Regions from separate parts of the Homo sapiens genome. Here region 2 is linked to region 1. A link is an interaction called in ENCODE POLR2A ChIA-PET data of the cell type or tissue named here. Cell type or tissue: K562. All regions are shown on one strand. Each heading gives the region's core, and the rest is flanking DNA. Links, peaks and the distances in the headings are about the cores only. Region 1 overlaps DHRS3 (dehydrogenase/reductase 3). Region 2 overlaps VPS13D (vacuolar protein sorting 13 homolog D).

What was found. Peaks named below come from ENCODE experiments on the same cell type or tissue, not always from the same donor. Only the 100,000 strongest peaks of a DNase experiment are listed, where the experiment ranks them.
Region 2: POLR2A ChIA-PET joins it to region 1 with 5 read pairs; 9 of 35 experiments call an interaction of 5 or more read pairs at or near these places.

The regions. Positions count from the first base shown.
Region 1 is chr1:12,597,413-12,600,324 of GRCh38, forward strand. The region is part of intron 1 of DHRS3 (dehydrogenase/reductase 3); the gene reads right to left. Among named protein-coding and RNA genes, the nearest start is that of DHRS3, 19 kb to the right of the region's middle. In K562, for the core only: no CTCF peak of the experiment used is centred there; no DNase peak of the experiment used is centred there.
Region 2 is chr1:12,435,905-12,438,816 of GRCh38, forward strand. The region is part of intron 65 of VPS13D (vacuolar protein sorting 13 homolog D); the gene reads left to right. Among named protein-coding and RNA genes, the nearest start is that of SNORA59A, 70 kb to the right of the region's middle. In K562, for the core only: no CTCF peak of the experiment used is centred there; a DNase peak (open chromatin) is centred at 1,277.

The DNA of each region.
Region 1 (2,912 bases), core at 89-2,588:
GTGCAACAAGGCACAGCTGAACTCCAGCCCTGATTCCAGCTTCTCCTTCACTGAATTTAATCTTTAACATCCTTCTGCCTCACATCCCTCTGCTTTCTTGTCTTTGCAGCACTTGGTCACTATCTGAAGTGATGGTGGTTATTTGTTTGCTTGGTTTTTGTCTATTTCTCCCATTCTCAAACACACACACTCTCTAGAATGTAGGCTGTCCAAGGAATTTCCAGGCCTGGCTTGGTAATTGGGTGCCCAGTGACTGTGTGAATGAATGAATGAAATAGTTTTGCCTCTTCTGTGAAACATTAGTAACTTCCCTTTGAGGGGAACTTGGGAGGAATGAAGTTGACAACCTGTGTGCTATGGCTGTCGTTAGGACCAGCCACATCATTCGCAGGGTCCCTGGTTCAAAAATTGTAAAGAATTGCAAGATGGTGACAGCCGAGCCTCAAACCAAGTGTAGGGCGCTTCTGAGAGCAGGGCCAGTGAGAATCCCTGGGTCACACCCAGGAAGCCAGCCCCAGCCATCGCACAGAGGGTGCCCAACAGGAACACCCAGTGGGACCTCGTGCCAAGTCACAAGCCTTCCACGCTCCCCCAGGCAGCAGGAAACACAAACACAGCTCCGGCAGAGCCACTCCAGGAAGAACGTATCACACATCCCCAGCAGACAGGTGACACCTGCCAAACTAAAAGTTGCCCGCACATCCAGTCTCTACATGTGCAGGGGCAGTGGACATGGCAGCGTATGAGCTGTAGGGGAAAGAGGAATAATAACAACAGGTAACCTGGGCAACATGGTGAAAGCCTGTCTCCACTAAAAATACAAAAGTTAGCCAGGCATGGTGGTGCGCGCCTGTAGTCCCGGCCACTGGGGAGGATCACGTGAGCCTGGGAGGTTGAGGCTGCAATAACCTGAGATCGCACCAATGCACTCCAGCCTGAGTGATGGAGTGAGACTCTGTCTCGGCAAGTAAAATAAAACAAAAAAAAATAACAACAGTACTCATCATAATTAGCATTTATTTAGGAGCTTCTCTGAGTTCAACAGTGAGGTTTACGGCCCCTTATCCTCCGTTCTAGAATCCAAAAAGCTCTAAAATCCTACATTTATTTTTGACACACGCGTTTAGAGCAAGCCCTAATTGGAACCATCATGAGGCTAGTTCTGGTCTCTTTATCCCACTGTGGTAACTATCACTGTGATTACGGGTGGCTGCCCTAGACCTTGCTGTGGGCATCACTAGGTATATGGCCTATCTGCTGGATTGCATTTCTAAAGTCCAAAACATCAGACCTATGAGACACAGCTAGCCTTAAGGGTTTCAGATAAGGGTCTGTAGACTTGAACTCGGCTTCTTTTTAGAGACAAGGCACTGAGACCCTGGAAGTATAAGTAATTAGTCAAGAGCAAAGCCAGGAACTAGCTGAGCAGAGACCCCCAAACCGGTTGGCGGTACCCCTCAGAGCTGCTAGCAGAAGAAAGAATTCAGCTCTTGTTTTGGAAAAGGAAATAAACATTTTACTGGAGTATCTCAGCATCTCCCTCATACTCCAACATGAAATTCAGAGGTCACTGAGCTGGTAGGCTCAATCACACACCAGGCTGATGTGTCCCAGGGAGACCTTCAGCTAATTAAACGTAATTTATGGACCAGCCTCTAAGGACAAGCCTTAAATTACTTGCAAGCTGTGCCAAGGTAGCTATCCTACAGGCTATTAATTAGGAATCGGTTTAATCTCTGCTAGGACGAAGGTCAACTGCCTTGGAGTTAACCCTTCCGGCTGACTGGTCTCATGCTATCAGGCTGTGGCTCTGGGCCCAGAGGGCCAGGGGATTCAGAGGAAGCGGGACATTCAATGGGAAATGGCCAGGCCAGCACACCCTGCAAAGACCAGGATGCTGGGAGAAAAGCCAGGCCCTTGGCCCATAGGGCCAGTTGAGGCGGGAATTTTCCCAAGCACCAGCCCCACAGAAAGTGATTTTCCGTGGTCCTCAGAGAGCATCACATCCCTCCAACATCAGAGAATTCTGTGGAAAATCAGGCTTCCGTCACCTTCCAGTAATGTGGGCTGGTCGTGCATCCTGTAGAAAGCCTTCAGTGGCTCCCTAGTGCTCTCCCAATCATGTCCAGACTTCACCCCACAACCACCAGGCTCTATGAGGTATGGCCCTGGCCATCTCTCTCCACTCCCTGCTCACACTTTTGTTCTGGCCAGGCCAGGGTCTTTTTCCCAAAGGAAACAAACTCTCTCATCTCCTATTTTCTAGCTCTGCTCTTTCCCTCTGCCTGGGATATTTTCCTTCTGCTGCTTCCATCTCATCCTTAACGCCTCAGCTTAGACCCCAGTCCTAGGCACAGCCAGGTTTCCTTTCCTAGAAGCCAGACTGCCTGGATTCGAATCCCATGGCTACCTGGGCTGTGTGACCTTGGGCAAGTATTTAACGTCTCTGAGCCCTAGTATTTCCATCTTTAAACTGGGAACAGTGACTGTGTCATAGGGTTGCTCTGAGGAGTAAATCAGATTGTCATGTAAATTGTTTAACACGTGGGTAGCACTTTATTAACAACAAAGACTGGTTGGAAGCCCCCGTCTGTGCTTGCAGCTGCCTTCAGCCATGGTCCACCCTACCAAGGCATGTAGGCTCAGAGAGGTCCAGTAACTTGCTCAAGGTCACACGGCAAGTGAATAGAAGAGCCAGCATATGAACTTTGGTGTGGTTGACTCCTGAACTCAAAATCTGAATCTCTATGCTTTACTGGCTCCTTGTGAAAGAAAGAACCGCACATCTGTGTGTGTGTGTGTGTACACGTACACACACACACACACAATCACACAAACATTTCCACTGACTTGAAGGCTCAGGAGATATCCCCAAAGCCAAGGCATGGATCTGCTGGCTGAGGAGGTGTGAG
Region 2 (2,912 bases), core at 224-2,723, 160 kb before region 1:
GAAATTGTTCTAACCCTGTCTGAGACACTTAGTGAAGGAGTTTTGACTTTGCTCTAACTCTACACATCGAGCTGACTATAGATTTATGTGCAAAAAGCATAACCTCATGTTAACAGGTCTATTTATTGTGTCTCTAGAGCAAGTTCACAACTATGTATGGACAACTAGAAATGCCAGGCTCTGTGCTAGGCACAGGGGACACAGACATAAACAAAACAAAGCCCTCTCCCCTTGGGGTCACCATCCAGCAGGGGAGGAGGACTTGCAGTCACACACATGTGGGAAAGTGTTCCAGGTTTGAGTTTGGTGTCTGTGGGGGTTCCTGTAGGGGGATCTCAGGAAGGGGTGGACTCTTCTACCCAGGACAAGGAAGGTCTGTACAGGGGAAGGCACGCCGGTGCCCAATCCTGAAGTCCAAGGAGATGCTTGCCATGTGGACAAGAGACAGGTGGGGACAAGAAGAGGCACACAGGGAGCAGTCCCAGCAGGAGGGAGCCTGGGGTGTGCAGCAGCAGGACTAGGGAGGGGTCAGTGGAGCTTAGCAGGTGGGCCTCTGGAATGAGGAGCTGGCCTAGTGGGGAAAGACTGGCTCATTGTACATCCCTTTGTTTTCCCTTGTTTCGCCCCCACCCACCACGTGAATTTAAAGGGGAAGAGACTTAACTGAATGTTTCACTTTTTGAGCCTAGTATTGTTATTTGTCATGATTTGACCATAATCTGCATATATACAATGTTAACTATTATTTTTTGCAAGTTTTTTTTTGTTTGTTTTTGTTTTTGAGACGGAGGTTTGCTCTTGTTGCCCAGGCTGGAGTGCAATGGCGTGATCTCGGCTCACCGCAACCTCCGCCTCCCAGATTCAAGCAATTCTCCTGCCTCTGCCTCCCGAGTAGCTGGGATTACAGGCATGCACCGCCACGCCTGGCTAATTTTGTATTTTTAGTAGAGACAGGGTTTCTCCATGTTGGTCAGGCTGGTCTCGAACTCCCGACCTCAGGTGATCCACCCACCTCAGCCTCCCAAAGTGCTGGGATTACACGCGTGAGCCACCGCTCCTGGCCTTTGCAAGTATTTTTATGTGGGTAAAACAGTTATACCTTTCACTGAGCGGGCCCAAACAAACAAAAACAACAGCCTGTCACACCGTGTGTGTGTGTGTGGCGGCGGGAGGGGGGTACCCAAAAACCCTGACTCACTTTTTATATAATTAGAGCTAAAACCAAACCAAGTCATGGCTTGTTTGCAGTAGGTAGATTGCAGAGTTACCAAACTGTTCTTTCTGACCAGAGTGACTCAGTCTAGTGCAAAGTCATGAACTGCCTCCAGCATTTCTCATTAACCTAATATCTCCATCTAGAGTAGAAATTCACCCTCCCTAAAGCCCAGAGGAAACAAACTAAGGGTCCTTGTGAAAGGAAAAGGCCTTTAGACCCTAAAACAACTGATTAGAAAGGCAGGACGAAAGGAGGGAGGGGGGCATTCTTTGTGCTTTCCTGTGCAATTTGGAGCTCAACAGATGAAGTGTTTGCCATTGATCCCCAAACCACATTTTGGGAAACTATCTGACCCCATTTGACTGGCCATTCAACTGTTCCACCATTTTCTTTACACAAAGCTAAACTAGATTTGAGCTAAATTTGAGAGGGAAGAGCACATTACATATGGGAATGTGGTTCATGGTTTTCTAACCCAACCCTCCCCTCCCCCATCCATTCCAATGAGTAGATTTTTCTCTGGAAATCCATCCTTTCTTTTTCCATTCAAGGCAACTAACAGTATCCAATTTTTGATTCGTAGTTTTAGTTTTCCATGTATAGACTAAAAGTGGATGTTTATCTTGAGACAGGAATGACTGTTTTTCTGCAATTGTTTAGACTAAGGCTAGGTAGATTTCCTGTGGACTTCTTGGAACCTTTGAGCCCTGATGTTTTCCCTGCGCTCAAAAATTACAGTGCTGGATGGCATCTTTCCAGCTGTTGGGATGGGAGACAGGCTGGGCCCTTTGACTCCTAAAATTGAACTTAGGTTGAGCTGGTTGGCAAATGTGGCAATGAAAGGGTTCCCTGAGCAAAACCTGGGAAAATATCAGTCTGGATATACTCTCCTAGCCCTGGCTTTCTTAGCACACCTTGATGTGTGTTCCGTAGCTGTCTTCCCACCCCCATCCCCTAAAACTTGAGCATCTGTAGCTCATCACTTATGTCCTGAACTCAGTAAACTGAGTCTCTGTTATAGGACTTAGAGAAATTTTCTTATACTATGGACTGAATGTGTCCCCCCAGAATTCATATGTTGAAATTCTAACCCCAAAGGTGTTGGTGTCAAGAGGTCATTGGGGGTGATTAGATCAAGGAATTGGTGCCCTTATCAAAGAGACCCCAGAGAGCTAGCCCACCCTTCTACCGTGTGAGGTTACAGTGAAAAGATGGCCATCTAGGAAGCAGGCCCTCATCAGACATTGAATCAGACACCGAATCTGCTGTCACCTTGATCTTGGACTTCCCATCCTCCAGAACTGTGAGAAACAAATTTCTGCTGTTTGTAAGCCACTCAGTTAACGGTATTTTGTTGTAGCAGCATGAACACACTGAGACAGCACATAACACAGAATGCTGTTTCTTTAAAATTTTCTTGAGTTTTTACCATGTGGTTTACTTGTCTTTTTCATTGATCCTTCCCTGTTCAGTGGGGAAACACAGATCAGCACCCAGCCCTTGCCGACCACATGAAACCTAAGATCTCACCTCCTCCTCCCTGGCAAAAGAAGAATTAGATAATGAGAGGTGTTCTGGTTTTGAGAGGAAGTTAACAAGTGTTGGGACGCTTGCACGTTAGAGCTGGCTGCCTGTGCTCTGAGTCAGAACTGAAATTTTGACATGTAAAGAAGAACTAATATTTGATCCTCTCCTG